Linked DNA regions of Mus musculus: region 1 is linked to region 2. The links are chromatin loops, found by intact Hi-C in ENCODE. Cell type or tissue: heart. All regions are shown on one strand. Each heading gives the region's core, and the rest is flanking DNA. Links, peaks and the distances in the headings are about the cores only. Region 1 overlaps Gm32184 (a long non-coding RNA gene). Region 2 has its middle 20 kb from the start of Gm32401.

The links. A loop is a pair of places that touch in the nucleus more often than their neighbours do. Peaks named below come from ENCODE experiments on the same cell type or tissue, not always from the same donor. Only the 100,000 strongest peaks of a DNase experiment are listed, where the experiment ranks them.
Region 1: a loop joins it to region 2, with 2.2 times the contacts of the local background. A loop is called at or near these places in 6 of 42 quality-filtered maps.

Annotation. Positions count from the first base shown.
Region 1 is chr13:41,566,749-41,576,042 of GRCm38, reverse strand. The region is part of intron 1 of Gm32184 (a long non-coding RNA gene); the gene reads left to right. Among named protein-coding and RNA genes, the nearest start is that of Tmem170b, 34 kb to the left of the region's middle. In heart, for the core only: CTCF peaks have their summits at 3,603 and 3,809 (motif pointing right); a DNase peak (open chromatin) is centred at 3,852; H3K27me3 peaks cover 885 bases.
Region 2 is chr13:41,462,259-41,471,552 of GRCm38, reverse strand. It overlaps a transcript of Nedd9 not described here. Among named protein-coding and RNA genes, the nearest start is that of Gm32401, 20 kb to the left of the region's middle. In heart, for the core only: no CTCF peak of the experiment used is centred there; DNase peaks (open chromatin) are centred at 4,252, 4,722 and 5,202; H3K27me3 peaks cover 5,496 bases.

The sequences.
Region 1 (9,294 bases), core at 766-8,765, 100 kb before region 2:
AATAGCACTTTTTAAAAATACATAGCAGACTTTAAAAAGATCAAAATAAAAATTGGAAAATATTTTAAATTAAAATTAAAAAATTAACATTAAATTTCATTAGCTGAAATGACCATTGCTGGTTGTGGCTTATGGCTAAAGTAGAGTGTAGAAGGAAATTTCTAGCATTAAACAACTTATGAGAACTTCCTCATTTCAATGACCTCAATTTTCAGCTTTAAGTTTACCCATAGCCAAGTAAAAGAAAAGAAACAATAAATATAGGAACATGAATAAATAAAACAGAAAAACAATAAATAAAATTAATGAACCCAAAGCTTGTGTTTTAGAACAACAAAGATGATAAACTTTTAACCATACCTATTAGATTGAAAGCAGAGAAGACACAAATTACCAATATCAGAAACAAGAAATGACCATCATTACAGACCCCACAGACATTCAAAAGACGGTTAAGGGAATATGGCAGACAGCTTTACACAAATAGATTTGATAAATGAAATAAAGGGGCCAGGGACATTGCTCATCTGGTAGATCACTCTTCTAGAATATACAAGTCCCAGGTTCTTCACCACTGCAAAGACCAGAAGAGGTGGTGCACACCTGTATCCTTAGCACTCAAGAGGTGGAGACAGGAAGCACAACAGTTTAATGTCACCCTCAGCTAGTGAGCATGTTAGACGCCCACCTGAAATAACTGAGATCCTGTCTCAAAATAAACTAACAATAGTACTAGTACTAGTTAGTTAGTTAGTTAGTTTTAGTAATAGTAGTAGTAGTAACCTTGAAAGACTCAAAATACAGAATTTTCTTCAAGAAGAGGTTAGGCACGCTAATGCAGCTATTCACAACTTATGGGTTGAGACCCTTTTTGGAGTTCAATAACCCTTTCACAGGGTGGCCTAAGATCATGGGAAAACAGATGTTTACATTATGATTCATAACAGTAACAAAATTACAGTTATAAAGCAGCAATGAAGATAACTTATAGTTGGGGATCACCACAACATGAGTAACTGTATTAAAGAGTTGTAGCAATGGGATGGTTGGGAGCCACTGTTACAATGCTTTTGAGGAAGTTCAGTTCGTAATATGAAACTTTCTACAAGTAAAATTCCAATATCTTTATCAATTAATTTTATCAAATCAAAAAAGAAATAGTACTCTTTCTATCCAAACTGTTTAGTAACATAGCAGAGAACAAAACCCTCTCTGCCCTTTAACAAACCAGTTTTACATTAGAAGAAAAACAAATGAATATGTTACCAAAATGAGACACAGGACAGTGCCTCTCTTAAGCATAACTCCAAGTAAATATTTAAAAATTAACTCCTTTAATACATAAAAGAAAAATGTGTGATGACTGAGTGAGATTCATTCCAGACATATAGGTGGTACAATATTAGACAATCAATTTAGGGGCTGGAGAGATGGTTCAGCAGTCAAAAGGTCCTGAGTTCAATTCCCAGAACCCACTCAGCAGTTCACAAACATCCATGACTCTAATTCCAGGCAACCTGATGCTCTCTTTTGGCCTCTTCAGGGACTAGGCACACATGTGATGTACAGCTGTAACATGCAAGTAAAACACTGATACACTAAACATTTATAAAATCAGTTAATATATTAACAGACTAAAGAGGAAACATTTGTATATGTATATGCATATGTACATATGTATATATAAATGAAAAGGTCAGATACTGAAGGCTTTCTTCCTAAGATTTAAAAAAAAAGAAGGTATTTACTCCTAATATCCTAGTTAGCATTATGCTGGACTTCTTAGCTGGTATAAAAAGTCAAGATGAATTAGTTAAGTGAAATACAGATCAAGAAGAAAGAAAACTTCTATTCGGCGAGCAATAGTTGTCTACACAGACAATACCACAGAATTGATTTAAAAATCCTTCAGTTTGGTTTGGCAATATTTCAGGATACTACAGGGGCAATTGTATTCTATTCACCAGCAATGAGCAAACAGGAAGTAGAATTTTAAAACTGGTGTTATTTTTAAGATCGTCCAAAGACTAGTTATTAACATACTGAAGTAAATGTATCATCTCTGTGTCATTGATGTAACAATGAAATCATTTCTAAATCCGTGAGCACTATGGGACTGGTTCCCCTACCTCCCCATCTCTCACTTGGAGAATCAAAGCAGTGTCTGTACTTATCTTGTTATTTTCTTTGCTCATCTGTGAAATGAGACAAATAATGACTTCAGGCAGAAGCAACGTGACCTCCTGGGGTAGACTAACTACTCAATAAACATTAGCTCATTTTACTTTTACTTAAGTACCCATTACTAGAAGGTACAGAGGAAATCACCTTTTTACCGATTTTACACATTGTTTCCACAAGGGTTGTTCTGAAACAAATTGTGCATGTCATACTTTTACCCATGTGGCATCTACAGAACCTGCCACTTGGTGATGCTGCTTCATCGAGCATCCTTGAGTGCAGCATCAGCTGCCACCTGTTGCAGACTCTACCCAGCCAATGATAGAGCAAAATGAACTCTTTTGCTCACCAAGCTGAACTTGTCTACAGGGGTCCTTTGTCTTGGTCCTCTCTATCTGGAGGGGAAAGATAAAGACTCCCCAGGAAGAGTCAAACAACAGACCTTTCCCGTTTCCATCTACTTAGCATTGGCCATTGGAATAATTCCTACCTAGAGTCCTTGATCTATGAGGTCAGTGCTGTCACAGTGGAGATGAGCAAATAGGAGCTGGCCTCCTGTCAAGACAATAAGCACAAAAGCCAACTCAGTAATCTCTGTCATATTGCTATGTGGCTAGTCTCTCCTGCAAGAACTGGCTGGATCTTGCAGAATAATAGATGACTCCAAGTCAGCCTGGTAGTGTTCTTCCTTGGAGCTGCTGTGTCTGTCACTATCCTGTGGGTTTATATTTTCATTGATTGGAAGTGTATCAGTCTTTGGTACACTAATAAACATTAACTTAACAGTCTTGTCTGGGGACAGATTTGCCTCCCTCCTCCCACACAAATCCACAGATTTAGTAGGGCTTGATCTGTTCCGATGTTATGAAGAAGTCTTTTAAAAAAAAAAAAAAGTACTTTTGACCCTATTCACTGAAGAGCAAAATTGGGATAATGATGGTACTGACCTCAGAGTTTGGAAAAGAATGAAATAAAATCACTATAGTTTGATCACATTTTTATGAAGACGGCCATTCAAATACATGTGTTACACCCAGTCCTCTTTTTCCCTTGGGACATGACACTTCTAGGCGGGAGGATGAGTTATGTTCTTTGTCTGTGAGCTTGGGTGAAGCCACTTCTATCAATAGCTCAGGCTGACACTGGTGACTTCTGAGGTGGGTCATGAGAGGGAGCTTAGAATTTTCTAGGTTCTCTTTCTTGGCACACTTCCTTGGATGCCATGAGCCAACGAGGCAGCCACCAACCATGTAAGCCTACAAGCCAGCACCAGCTGGTTACACTGTATGAAAAACACATCTCTAGGCAGAACCATGCGTTTGCCTGCTCCAGGGCCCAAGATGCCATGTCTGAGAGCAGGTGATTACTGTCCGGTGAATCTCCTGTGTTAGGGGGTGATCACTCCCACTAAACCTGTACCAACCAAGTCCTAAGCACTATGCCTACCAAATGTAACTGCTTGCTCTCTTTGTGTGTGTGATAGTTAGTGATTTGTAATTTTCGTATTTAAAAATTTGTGCTTTGAATTAATACTCACTGCTTTAAACTCAATAAACAAATATTTAATTAGCATCTTGGCTGTTTTTGTGGTCTCCACCAGAGGGCAAACTGTCCCGCCACAAACAGAAACCCATCGGTGAATCTTGGAAGTATAGTTCCACAATCAAACACCAGGGGGAACCAGTGCCTAATTTATCTTTGTCCTTTTGAGAAGGTGAAATTGACAAGAGCCTTCAAATTCAAGACACTGGCCACAGGGAAGGTTCGGAGGAAATGCTCTCTGAAACTCAAGACACTTTGTTGTGATAAGTAACTTAGCCTCCATCCTGGTTTACAGACAGAAGGGAGAGAAACTCTACCTTTCCTGTATTTTGGGTGCAGCAGGGCAGGTAGCATTTCCTGAAAAAGGAGAGGGGATCTAGAAGCCTGTAATTCCCAGACAATGCTCTAACGTGTGACTGTGACAACCACATTCTGTGCTGCCTCTGGCTTCTGACACAACACAGACAGTATTTCTGTATTCCATGCTCGTAGGCATCAGTATATTTGTGTATTATATATCACGCTAGGACGGTTACTGAAAGGGTAACATTTGTATCACCATTTTAAGTAACTCTTACTCAACATTCTTTCCTAGTTCTTTGTTTTGTATACACAGGGATTTAATGGTTCAATGACTGTGAAAATGGCCGGCTATTCTCACTGCAGGGAATCTGGGGACCAAATTGCTTACAGTGAATTAATTGCAGGAACCAAACACATTGTAAGACTCCTGCTTTCCTGACAAATGGGAAGCAGATTTTGCCCATAATTGTGCACGCTAATCCAAGAGCGTTGGCAACCTGTAGTCAAAATGGCAGCTTCTATGTGAGTCTGGGAGAACGCTGCAGTGGCCCTGAGCTGGATCAAGGGGAGTCAAGCTTCGACAGGCCAGTGATCTGGAGAATAAAGACAGCGTTGTAGTCAGCACCTCTGATTCCAGTGTCTGAAGACAAGATTGAGACTTTACAACATGGTAGAGTATAAATCAAAGGGAGACAGAGGCTAGGGGCAGATTGAGCTTTGAAGAACTGGTTTTTGTTGTTTTTGTCTTCCTTCCTTCCTTCCTTCCTTCCTTCCTTCCTTCCTTCCTTCCTTCCTTCATTCCTTCCCTCCTTCCTTCCCTCCCTCCCTTCCTTCCTTCTTTCTTTCCTTCCTATCACTCTATATCTTTCTTCTTTCCATCCCTTCCCTTCCCTTCTCTTCCCTTTCCCTCCCTCCCTCCGTCTCTCCCTCCTTCCCTCGCTCCGTCCTTCCTTTTTGTCTCTCTTCATCTTTCTTCTTTCCCTTTCTTTCTCTCTTTCTTTCTTCTCTCTCTCCCCTTCCCTCCCTCCCTCATTCCTTTCTTTCTTCAGTTCTTTTTTTTTTTTAATAATCCTTCAATTTTGACTCAACCCCTACCTGAGAACACCTACCATTTTTTCTCATGAGCCACTAGGCAAACTAATGAAGGACTGATCATATCAAAACATATCTACCCTAGACTTCATTAACAACAACAACAACAAAACCCACATGTAAACACAGAGGTAAGGTGAATCTGTGGACTTAGGTCCTAATTTTGTATGTGTGGTGTCTGTGTGTGTGTTTGTGTATGTGAGTGTGGTGTGTGTGTGTGGTATGTGTGTGATATGTGTGCTGTATATGTGGTGTGTGTAGTATGTGTCTGTGTGTGTGGTGTATGTGTTGTGTATGTGTGTTGTGTATAGGGTGTGTGTGCATGTGTGTGTGCATGACAGTGCTGATTTTCAGTTTACTGGTTCACATTCATGTGTCACACACACTTCTCTGTGACTCGTTGGTTATATAGCAAAGGCTGTCTGCTAAGGCTTCACTACAAATTTTGGATTATGAGAGCCTCAGGATATCTCGAAGACCTCCCAGTTACTTCTCAAAATCCCAAAGAGTGTCACACTATGCTCCTGAGATGTCTTGGCCCACAAATTGACTTGTGGTTGTAAAGTGGAAGGGGTAATAAGTCCTCACACTATTTAGGGATTATTGGCTGGGTCTCCAAGCTCTGACAAAGTCATTGGGATTTTCAGGTCACTCAGGTGGGCCATAACACTTAACACGTGGCTACTCTTCTGTCCTCTGATCCCTGCAGCTTGTCAGTACAAGAAGACCGAGGTAATGAAACATTTCTATATGCCCTGTTCCTAGGATGGTTTCTATGGCCTCGTGTTTAAGGTTAGTTCTCAATCAAGTCTGTGAGATGCTAAGTGGGCATTCTGTGGTATTAATGGCCATTCATACCTCCTGGATTCTTAAAAAAATGAAAAGGCCGTAGTTCTGTGGCCAGAGTCTGTACTTGTGCCAAGGAATACTTCCTTTCCATAAGTCACTCGCCTCTCAGGCAGCTAAATCCCCACAGTGAGCTAACATGTGGGGCTCTCCCTTCCCCTTGGCTGTGCAACTCTCTAGTGGGCACAGAGAAGCAAGGTACCTGGGTTTCATAGGTAGAAGACTCAGTGACTACCCTCTTTGGCAGTAAGTTATTTTAAATGGGGATTGAGTCAGTATTTGGACTTTCAGATTGGCATGTTTGTAAGGGATGGAGTCACCAGAAGGGGTTGTCTAGCATGGCAGCTCAAAGATGAGGACAGTTCTCTGAGATCAGAGGAGACTGGAGGATGTCTCAGGAAGGAAAGGCTTTGAGGACCTGAGTTAAGATCTATAGCACTCACATAAAAGCTGGAAACATTGGCAGGACATACAATGTTGGCAAGCAGTGCTGGCAGGCAAGACAGGAGAATTCTCAGTGGTCAGCTTGCCCGGGCGATTGGTAAGATCTAGGGAAATCATTGAGAAACTCTATCTCGCAGAATAAGGTGGAGATAACAGAGGAAGACTCTTGATGCCAGCCTCTGGTCTTGACATGTGCATGCACAGGTGTGGGTGTGTGTACACATCACACACACACACACACACACACACACACACACACACACACACACACCTCTGCACCTTTCTGCATCCAAGCGGTAAGTCTCCTACCCCTCTCTTCGATTCTGTCAGCATTAGAATTTCCCCGGAGGCCGGCCAACTTGGTCTTTTCCACCCAGACTTCCATTTAGCAACCTGAGTGATGCTCATTTCCTGTGAGTTTTGCAATGGCCTTGCAAAATTATTCCATTTTTGTAATAATGGAGAGGGTTCATGAACTGATTCGGACACTGACCACCTGGAAACACCCGTTTGTTTACCAAGGAAGTCCTTGTCAGTCCTTCCCTGTCTGACCCCTCTTCTCACTTCTTTCCGTTTTCATTTAAATCCTCCAGCCAGACTCTGCTTCCCTGTGACTTGATAAAGTGGGACATACCTCTGTCACTTCATCAAACTTACCCGTGTGACCCTCTCAGAGTCTGATACTATGAGAGGACTGGTTTCGGCAGAGGAGTACACAGTTGCTACTTTCCCCTGACTGCTTGGTATATCACAAGCTCTGGCTTCTCTAGGAGAAGAAAGGCTAACTGGGGTGGCCTTCACTAGAGGTATCTGTTCTCTGGTTGCAATTAGGGGGAGTAGCTGGGAGAAGTAAGCTAGACCACATGCAAATGCGGATCAAGGCCTAAAGATGTGATATCAGACTTAAAGAATGCAAGAACTGTTTTTAAAAGTAGGCAAGTTGCCTGTTGTGTGGGCAGCCCCAGGAAGGACCATCTCTCCTCTTTGTGCAGTGATATACAAACAAAGGCATTAAATAGAATATAGGGTGATACCCATGCCAGCATCCCTAGTCCCCTGCCTCCTGATGGTGCCTGTGGTATAATCATTACCATCTGGAGAGAAGGTTTCTCTCCTAGAGGCCTAATCAGCAGTTGGAATTCCAGGCAGGATTCTCCAATGAGGGATAAGGGGAACTGACGTCCCTCAGAGGATTCTGGCGCAGGCTTTCTCACTGATCACACACCTTGTGCTGCTCCAGAGCCAACTCTGTAACTGTTTTTATTGACGTCTGTGATAGCTCAACTTCATATCAAATACTCCCCTCCTACCCTGCCTTTCTCTACCCAGTCTGAGTGAGGCTTGCCCCAGTAGGGCTCAGTTCATGGCAGTTCCTGTACCGACCTTTGTAACTTGTCTTTTGCTACTCTATGGGTTCTTCTTTCTTCCACCCTTCTCCACCTTCCCTCTAACCTTTCAACCCTCTAACATTATAAAAGAGAGAAAAAAGGATAGAGAAGAAAGGAAAGAAATTATTGAATAAAGTCAGGGGTCAGAAATTGGGCGACCTTGTTATTAGACTACTTCCTGCTGATCAGAGGTGTTGAGTTCCTTGGGGCAAGTTTGATCTCCATAATTAGGATATCTAATTTCTTGCTGCTGTTCTTTCTTTGCACAGGACTACTTGTCAAACAGTGAACAACCAACCACCAACAACCTTGCCCCTGGGGGCCTTATTATTTACATACCTTCTGAAAAATCCCCAGAATTCCAAACATCCCACAACTGCAGAAGTGATCTACAGGTGGCAAAAATCACACTCCTGCTAGAGCACGAGGCAAATCATAGATGGCTGCTGTGGACAATGTGAAGCAGCCCCATATCCCAAACCTGGGATTAAAACGAAAATGTGTTTTTATAATATTTCTGTGTTTTCAAAGAAACCAAAACTCCAAAATTGTCACTGTAAACCTTGGGTTGGTTGAGCAACTTAAAAGCCTTAAGCTTGAGTGTGTAGCTCAGTCTATAATGAATGATCAATGATCCTGACAACTAGCACCTATGCAGTATTGTGTTCTTGCTCCGATTTCACTGGGGTGGGCTATTTCAGAATGACCTATGGCAATAACTGTCATCTTCTGAGTATCTTTCCTATTATCATTTTTACTTTTATTTTATTTTATTTTATTTTATTTTATTTTATTTTTGAGGCAGAGTCTTACTGTATAGTTCAGGCTGGTCCCGAACTCATCATGTTGTGAAAGCTAGTCCTAAGCTTTCACTCTTTCTGCCTCTGTCTCCTGAATGTGGAGTACAGCCATGTACTCATTTTGCATGGGGTTCCACCTCTCACCCACCAGTCTTCACTTTGCAACTGGGATTATCCCAGTTGATGAGTCCTAAAAGCCAAGCTCATCTTTACCGGGTGTCTACATTGAAAATTTGTACTGCAATCTTAGCTCTACCTTGGGACCCTTGACAGCTTAAGATCGGCCCCTTTGTCATCTCTATTAGCACTGGAAGATGCCCCTAGATAAAGAAAGGACCTTTTTATGCTGCTTTCTGAAACTTCGGTTCTCAGTCATTCCTACCTCTAAGTGCACCCTCCCATCCTGGGCATGCTTAGCTGTGCTTTCCATCTCTTTTCTAAAAGCAATGCCTTATGACTATGAAGATCCATCCCTAGGTCACCCGTCCATTATCCTGGGAGCAGTTTCCCACTAAACAATGTCACAATGAAGAATGGGGCTCAAAATCTATTTTTCCTGTTGCTTTAATGAGCTTATTTATTATCAGTGTGAGTGTGTGTGTGTGTGTGTGTGTGTGTGTGTGTGTGTGCGTGCATATGGATGGCTACATGTAAGCCCTTGAGTGTCTGTGGACATCAGAGGATAACTTTGTGAGGTG
Region 2 (9,294 bases), core at 784-8,783:
AGCTGTGTCACTGGGAATGGGCTTTCAAGACTCCACCACAGGTACAGTGTCTCTCTGCTACTGTCTGTGAATGTGAAGCTCTCAGATCCTGCTCCTGTGCCATGCCTAACTGCTTCCCACCATGATGATCATGGACTTACCCTCCAAAACTGTAAATGATCCCCCAAATATATGCTTTCTCTCATTAGAGTTGCCTTGATCATGGTGTCTTTTCAGAGCAATAGGACTAAGACAAAGAGTAAGCAAAAGAATAGAGTTTTCACAAAACAATTCAAGTGGAATGGTCCCAATATATAATTAGAATGAATACATGCATTTGAACTCATGGGATACAGTGGTCAAAGGACTGGTTGTTCATATCTGGGCGCATGGGTGCTCCTGAATGATTTAAGATGTGTCAAGTCAAAGTAAGATGGATAACAAACCAGAAGCAGAGAAAAGGAGAGAAATAAGAGTTGAAAATGAGATGATGCTGGTGTAATTTCAGATTACTATAGCAGAGAGTCACAGATTTATTTTTGGAGGTCAGAAGTACATGATCCAGAGGCCACTGTGGTTGAGGTCCTGCTCCTGGGTAGCAGGGGTTACCTTCTTGTGGTTGTACTCTCGCGTCTTAAAAAATAACAAGACAGATGAGAGGTCTCTATTTTAGTCTTGCGATCAAGGCACAAATCCATTCATGAGGATTGTAGCCCCATTATGTAACACTTCTCAAAACCTCCACCTCCTAACATCAGTATGTTAATGGCTAGGTTTCAATGCATGAATTTGAGAGATTCAGTCTATTAAAGCCAGTGCAATGCAGATTATTGAGATTCATTTTTCCTAATGTGCCTCCCAAATATTCCCTGGGTATCTATGACTTTGCCTTTGCTTGGGTAGATTTTTATCTAGTATATCAGGCTTAGCATTTAGCATACATGCGTATGTACATACATACACATGTACACACACACACACACACACACACACCCATACATCCATATACACACAGAGAGAGACTGAAAGAGAGAGAGAGAGAGAGAGAGAGAGAGAGAGAGAGAGAGAGAGGGAGGGAGGGAGGGGGAGAGAGGAGAGAGAGAGAGAGAGAGAGAGAGAGAGAGAGAGAGAGAGAGAGAGAGAGAGAGAGCACTTGTGACTTCTGAATATCATTTCTTGGACTCTCCAGTCCAGTCTAAGCACCAACGGCCTGGCCTTCCATATGTTATAGCTCTTCTCCCTAAGTGGGTATGCTAGAACAATCTACTCCCAAAGTATGGGAAATGGCAGAAAGGTGCTTTGGGAGCAAAGAAAAGAGGTTCATAGATCTAGTATTGCATAGTGCAATTTATTGATCAACTTACTGAGAGAAATATGGTCATAGTGTACAGCAATGTCAGGTAGATCTCTACTATTTGAGTCAGAAGAAGATGTCTGTGTATGCATATTGGTTAGGATAACTTCAGTGACTTCAGGCAAGCCAGATTGTACCTACTCTATTTTAAGAAAACATCAATGTTGAATACATCCCAGAAGCCAGGATTCAATTGAAATACATTTAATGACACTCTAATCATTTAACCTACTTATATTTCTCTAAGAGACAGTGCAGAAAACATAAAAACCAACTCTGACATCTCTAGGATAATTGTGGTGATTATGACACAAGATAGCTGTCCTCATGTCAAATTCAATCCAGTTTCTTTGTGAATCTCCCCTGACTGTGTTGCTATCTTCTCTTCTGGGTGTTGTGAGGGACTGAAGTTTGTTCCATTGGCAGTGTCATTAAACCACAGAATTCAGAGCTGGAAAGTGACATCACTTCTCTATCCAGTGACACTTTAGCAAATAAAACCTACTGCCTTCAGTACATCAGCATGACTCAGTGTGGTTACTACATATCAATCTGCCATGTTGCATGGAAAGTCTTGTTGTCCTTTGGTGATATGAAATGAATCTCAAGTTATCAAGGAACAAAGTGGGCGAATCATCATCTCTACCCTGAAAATATGTTCAAGGTCAAGAACATGTTTAGTGAAGTGTATGGCCACCTCATACAACAGATCTCCCTGAAGTCCAAGATAAATGGCTCAGGTGATTTGGAACGTCATATGAAAGAGAAGATTTTTCAAGTCTGCCTGACAGTGGATGAAGCAATATATATTTTTTAAAGATGTACTTATTATTATATCTAAGTACACTGTAACTATCTTCATATAGCACCAGAAGAGGGTGTCAGATCTCATTACAGATGGTTGTGAGCCACCATGTGGTTGCTGGGATTTGAACTCCGGACCTTCGGAAGAACAGTCAGTGCTCTTAACCGCTGAGCCATCTCTCCAGTCCAGATGAAGCAATATTTGTGGGACTGATGTAATTATTCCAGTCTGCAAGAACATGAGAAAAAGGTAAAATTTGCAGAGTTAGAACTTAACGATCACTCTATCCTGACTTATATATAGTTTTTTTTTCTATGTATGAATTTGTCAAGGGAAAATTCATACATACACACACACACACACACACACACACACACACACACACACACACATACACCCATACACACACACACACACACACACACACACACACACACACACACACACACATACCCATACACCCATACACACACACACACACACACACACACATAGCTTATGTCTTCTGGATACAAGAAAGAAAGGGAGTTTGTTCTTTCAAACCAGTTGGAAATGTCTTCACCATGTCTGAAAGATAAACAGAAGCTTCCCCAGCCCCTTCCTCAGGGAAATCCGAGCACAGAAAATGCTGCTGTTGGACTCCTCAGCAAAACCCATTTGCTTTTGAACTCTTTCGAGTATAGACAGGAAGGCTTTATGGAACAGCCCAGCTTGCTTCTCTAGCCGTTTTTCTGCGCAGAGATCAATACGATTTCTTTCTTCCTAGTCCCCTCACACCTGCCTCGGCTGAAACACTGATTGTTGACCTCTCAGCAATGCATAGGACTTTGAGATTCTTAGGGCCTGCCACTCCACGCTGTGAGACTTTTCTGTTCTCTCTGTGTTGCAAGCAGAAGCTCTTTAAGCATTTTGGACACAATACACGTAAGAGATGTGTTGCAACTGCAGATGGCCCTTACAAAAACATTTGGTCCTACACCACTACTAGAATGACGATCTGCAAGTTCTGCCTCCTTCTGCCCTACAAATGGCAATGTGTACTGTAAATTACAAGAATTCAGCCTTTCTTACTCTCTGTTGTATGAATGTGACCCTTGCTTTTGGTATCTGGCTTTTCTCAGGCTCTTTCAGAGAGAACAACTGTTCCTGATCTCTCCTCACAATACCTTTTCCTCCATCAGTACATCGTCTCTCACACATAGCAATGCCCACACTTTAAGTCAGAGAAAAAGAGTACTCATATCAAGAGATGATTTAAAACACATATCTGTATGTGCTTTGTGCTTATGTTCCCTTACACACACCACAGCATGAATGTCGGAGGACAGCCTTGGATGTTGGTCCAGCACTTCCATCTTGCTTGAGGCAGGGTCTCTCTTCCTGCCACTGTTTTGCGTTCTCCCGGCTAGCTGGCCCACAGGTCTCCAAGAGTCTTCTGTTTTTACCTCCTCTCTTGCAATAGGAGTGTTGCAACTGCAGACATGTGCTACGTTGTTCTTTTACATGGACTCTAGGAGTTCAAACTTAGCTTATCAGGCTGTTGACCAGAGCTTTCACCTCCTAGGACATCTCTTCTGCTCAAGAGGCAGTTATTAAGAGTGCCGTGAAGGTCACATTCCTGCTCTCTCCTAAGCACCTGTTCTACCATCCGCCATGCTCATGAAATCCCATGAGATTCCCCACTAGAAAACTATACGTTTTCCCTGGAGGATGACTGGTCTCTCTAAATGGCTTCCAAGGAGAAAAAAAAATTCCCAAATTAAACTTTTAAAAATCTAACATAACATTTTCCTGTCAGCATATTTGGAGATGATTCTTGAGACATAAAGATTGTAAACACAGAACCATAAAGGCTTTGGTAGAACTGGGCATGTTATAAGCATGTATCAACAATCCCAGGACTCAAGAATTGGAGACAGGGGGTATCATGAATTCAAGACCAAACTGAGGTACCTAACGAAACCTTGCCTCAACAACAAAAATCCACCCTCCTAGAGTTTACAAAGCCAAGCCAACTGGCCCACTTATAGCATTAAGGGGAAGTGCATTGGTCGCCCAACCACTAAGTGGCTGTCCCTTAGCTGTTGAAATGTCACATCTGGAGGTGGAATGCGGAAGCCATGGTGACTGTCTGGGTTAAAGGGCAGAGAAGGCTGGGTGTTGCTTCTGGTCACAGACTCTGCCCTTCCCTTAGGCAGATTTTATAGAACTAATTTAGAAAGGATCACAAGGATCCTCACAAGTAGAGGCTCTGGTTAGAGCCAAAACCCTTCTCCAGAGAGGAACCAGATGGACCCCTGTTCCTTAGGGATCATTAAACTATGCACCAACAAATTTACTGTCAGGGAAGCAGGATGAAAGAGAAAGACTCTGTTTGAAATTGTTCTTACTGTTATTTGTGTTTATTTGGGGGATGCCGTTTCTTATTTCAACCCGTTACGTAAAAGCTACAAAAGCCACATGAGCACCATTCCAGCGTTCCTCTAAAGCTTGGATCTCAGGCTCCTTATTTAGTGGTTAATAATGGTCAGTGGTTTCACTTCCTTTTTAACTTTATTTGGGGTGTGTCTAGCCTTGAGGTCTGGGATGTGGCCATGAGTAGTTCTCTGTAGTCCAAGAAGCATTGCTTGCCCTAATGGAGACAGTTAGAGAGACAGTATTATGCTGCCTGCAGCCTTCTCCACACTGAGAACAAAAACAACTGATGGGATATGAGATGCTCAGAGTCCCTGGTGCAACCATTGTAGGAGATTCAGTGATCATTCAGGAAGATCATTGTAAGCTTAGGAACAGGAATGAAGAGAAACAGCGATGAGAATGTGCCTGTGTAATCACCCTACAAATATATTTAAAAACCAAAACACTACAAGAAGATTTTTTTTAAAAAAGGTCAGAAATGAACTGGTGGGCAAGGCATAAATAGAAAGTAATAAAGCAAAATGGAATTTGTAGAAGATTAGGCAGGATTGGCCAGGGGCCCCAGAATAGGACACAGCCGCTGTTGGTACATTGTGCTCAGTGCAAAGTTCCTAATGTTGAAAGCAGGAAATCCTGTTGTTCCCACCCATATCCTCAGCCAAGGTCCCATGAGACTGCCTCAGAGCCAACAGAATCAGTTCTCCTGTGGTAAAGGATATAGTCCATAGTCTTCAAGCAGCTGACTGCAAAGAAAAGATAGATTCTTGAGGTGATGGGTATACCAGTTATCTGGTTTGATCATTATATCACATGTTTTAAAATATCTCACTGTATTCCACAAATATACATTTAGTATTAAAGCCAGGGCTTCTTTGTGTTAAGCAAATATTCAACCACTGAACTATACCTCCAATCTTTTCCATTCTTCACCAGAAATTTACTAATTACTGTACTAGGTTGAGGTCCAAAGGCAATGGTATGAACGACGTAAAGAGACCACACTAGATACTCAACTGAATTTAGGATCTAAAATGGTGCTCCTAATGGCAGGTGACAGCTTCTGAAAACAGTTTCTATGTCTGCATATATCTGGTCTTGCCTGGTTCTACTCTAACAGAAATAGGGGTGGATGAGGCAGCAATCCCTCTTCTCACAAGCCCTCAGGGTGCATGGAAAGTTCAAGATGTACCAAACATGGAGTCAAACAATGGTTTCTGTTGGTCGTTTTTGAAATGCGAGGAAAGCAATCTATCATTGATGAGAGTTGATGAACTGACATTCGTGAATAATTTATATTCATGTCACCTTCAAAGATTTTAAAAAACAACAACACAGATCTCTGGCTCCAACCAATTCTTGTAAAGCCCAAATTCACAGATGTGTGAAGCCAGTACTGTGTTTCTAAAGCACCCTAGGTGGTGTTAGGAGCCACCAGGTGCAGGAACACTGGCCTATAGGAACCCCTTGCCTCAAAAACAAAAGGAAATCATGGAATTCTAGAGGGAGGTCCCACAAAGACCAGAAGTTCCCTCAATTTAAATATGTAAGTCCCATTTTTAAAAAGACCCTTCTCTGGTTGTGACAGGAGAGGTTATTCTCTATACTGCCTTTCTGCAGCAGTCCCTGTAGCCCTTTATGGAAGTCTGCATCTCCAAAGGCCTGCTTGAAACACCCTGAGGGCTCTGTTGTTACCCCTCCATAGACCCTTATACATTAATGATGAAACTAGTCTCAAAAAAAGCAACATTACCTGATTATGGGCCAAAAACATGTGACCAGCCTTCCAGATTTGCTGGGGACTAGCATTTCCAAGACATAGTAATATATTGGGTTTTTAATCTATCTATCATCTATTTGTTTGTCTGTCGGTTGCCTGTGCCCTGAACTACTCACTGTCTGACCCTACCTGCCCTTAAGGACTGGAGGTGAGGTGGCACAGAGTCAACGACACAGACTCTGAACACTGCTGCAAGCTCCTTTAATACCCTTCACCCACATCCCATTGGTCCCAAGAAAGCATCTCTTCTAAACAGCAGTTCCTGATTGGCTGGCCTTGTCTGCATTAGCAATTCTTGGTCTCTCAGGCAGTCCTCAATTAGATCCTCCTGCAGGAGATGCTTTTGTGGCTGTGCCGGGCATGGGGGTAGTTTTTACATAGAGGCAGCCTCTATCTATCTATCTATCTATCTATCTATCTATCTATCTATCTATCTATCTATCTATCTGTCTATCTATCTATCTATCTATGATGTGTGTGCATGTACTGTATGGTAGCAGTGGAAGTCAGAGGACAGCTTTCAGGAGTTGGTTCTCTTTCCACTATGTTGGCCCCAGGGAATCAAACTCAAGTCATCCAGCTTAGAAACTAATGCCTTGACCCACTTGAGCCATCTTGCTTTAAACTAGAGATACTCTAGGACAAATCAGGGTGAACGGGCCACTTCAGATCATAACATCTACCAAGCCCATAGTTCTTGCCTTTAGGAAAGTTCTTTATTGTACTGTGTCTTAGTTAGGGTTTTACTGCTGTGAACTGACACCATTACCAAGGCAACTCTTATAAGGACAACATTTAATTGGGGCTGGATTACAGGTTCAGTCCATTATCATCAAGGCAGAAAGCATGGCAGCATCCAGGCAGACAAGGTGCAGGAGGAGCTGAGAGCTCTACATCTTCATCTAAGGCTGCTAGTGGAAGACTGGCTTCTAGGCAGCTAGGATGAGGGTCTTAAAGCCCACACCAACAGTGACACACCTACTCCAACAGGGACACACCTTCTAATAGTGCCACTCCCTGGGCCAAGCATATACAAACCATCACACCATGTTACTGGAAAAAGAGTTGAGATTACTGTTCCTTTCCTTCGTAAAACTTGATTCTCTGCTTTGAAAGATCAATGCTGCCAATGGCTTTCAAAAACATTTCTGTTGTCCCATTATGCCTGCATTCATGTCTTCTCTGCCTCTCAAGTCATTCCATCCAATGATATGACAAGTATACAAATTTGTGACATATGGCATTGTGATGGATTGTATATTCTCGGACCATGGAGTGGTACCATCTGGAGGTGTGGCCTGGTTGGAATAGGTGTGTCACTGTGGGTGTGGGCTTAAGAGTCATCCTAGTTGCCTGGAAGTCAGTCTTCCACTAGCAGCCTTTGGATAAAGACGTAGAACTCTCAGCTCCTCCTGCACCATGCCTGCCTGGATGCTGCCATGCTCCCACCTTGATGGTAATGAACTGAACCTCTGAATCTGTAAGCCAGCCCAATTAAATGTTTTTTTTATAAGACTTGCCGTGGTCATGGTGTCTGTTCACAGCAGTAAAACCGTAACTAATACAGTCATTATACTTTATAAAACTCTGTGTATTATATACCCTGAGTTGCCAGTAAAAGACATCTAGTAGCCAATGCCCTAAATAAACAAGAGAAGTACAGTAGTTAGAACAGAAAGGAGGGGTTGTAAACAGCCACAAGAGGTCAAATGCAGACAACTGACTGTGGGGCCCAGCCCTAGCTGATAACTCTGTAGCACAACTCCAGCACCTAAGGCTCAAGAAATCTCACAGAAAACGAAGTAGAAGGACTCTAAAAGTCAGAGGATTGGGAGGTTTGCTTTCTTTCCTTCTTCAATAGAGGAACCAGATTGTTTTCTGTATTGGATGAGAATCTGTACCTGTGAGCTCTCAACAGTAGGCTTGGTTAGATGGGGCATAAACGGTGACAATACCAGTTGACCTGGGAAATGTCATAAGGCCCCACTCCTAGATGACCAGCTATAGGCAATTAACGACTACTAAGAGAGGGAGAATCAGGGTCATCTGCTGGTATCCAATACCAAGTGGTCAGCCCTAAACACAGATATAAGCAAGCAACACTGAAGGGATTCAAAAGGCTCTATTTATAAATTTCTGTGTATGTAGATGTGAAACGGTAATAAATGTTTTTAAGTTCCTGGCACTGTTGGGCATAGGTTTATCTTGTCGAGACTTGGTCTCTTCCACCTCTGTTCACTGACATGGTTTTCCCCACACTGGCAGCAATATGGCAGCTGCAGTTGTGTGCATCCACAATCCTCCCCCAAACCCAACCAACTTCATCTTACTCCCAATTCCTTTTATAAACTTGCCTAAGGTCATCTTCCTGGGGTAGGATAAAACCAACCTAGCCAAGAGCAAGTACAATTACATTTGTTTGGGGTCTCATAATAGTGGCAATCCATGAAAAGAGAGACTCCCACAGAATTGAAGATGTGCTCACAGGTTTTACAAGATGGCAGCTGTACTTACAGCTTTAAGCTACAATGGGATCAGTAATTCCATTGGTTGCTATTCTGAAATGGTAAGCAAAGCTGGCTGAAGTGTCCCTGACAGCATCTAGTAGATAAAAGAGGGGACTTTGTCATAGGTCAACAGAGACTACGAATCTTACAAAACCACCTCATGTGCTACATCCATCTGTAGCTCAATGCAAGGTTTCAGCTCAGAGGTATCTGACTGACAAGGCTTCTCAGAGAGAGAGATGAGGTGACATACCCAGCAGTCCAGCACTGAGGGGTCTGAGGAGAGAGGATCTTCAAAGCAGGCAAACCTGGGATACAAATGAAGACCCTTTTCATACTACCTCATCATAAATATTGACTTCCTAACTCCACTTTAAGTCCCCCAAACAAATGTCATTTCATTTTAGTTTATCTTGTTCTTGGCAAACCTTCTTTGAGTTGACTTGTACCCTTT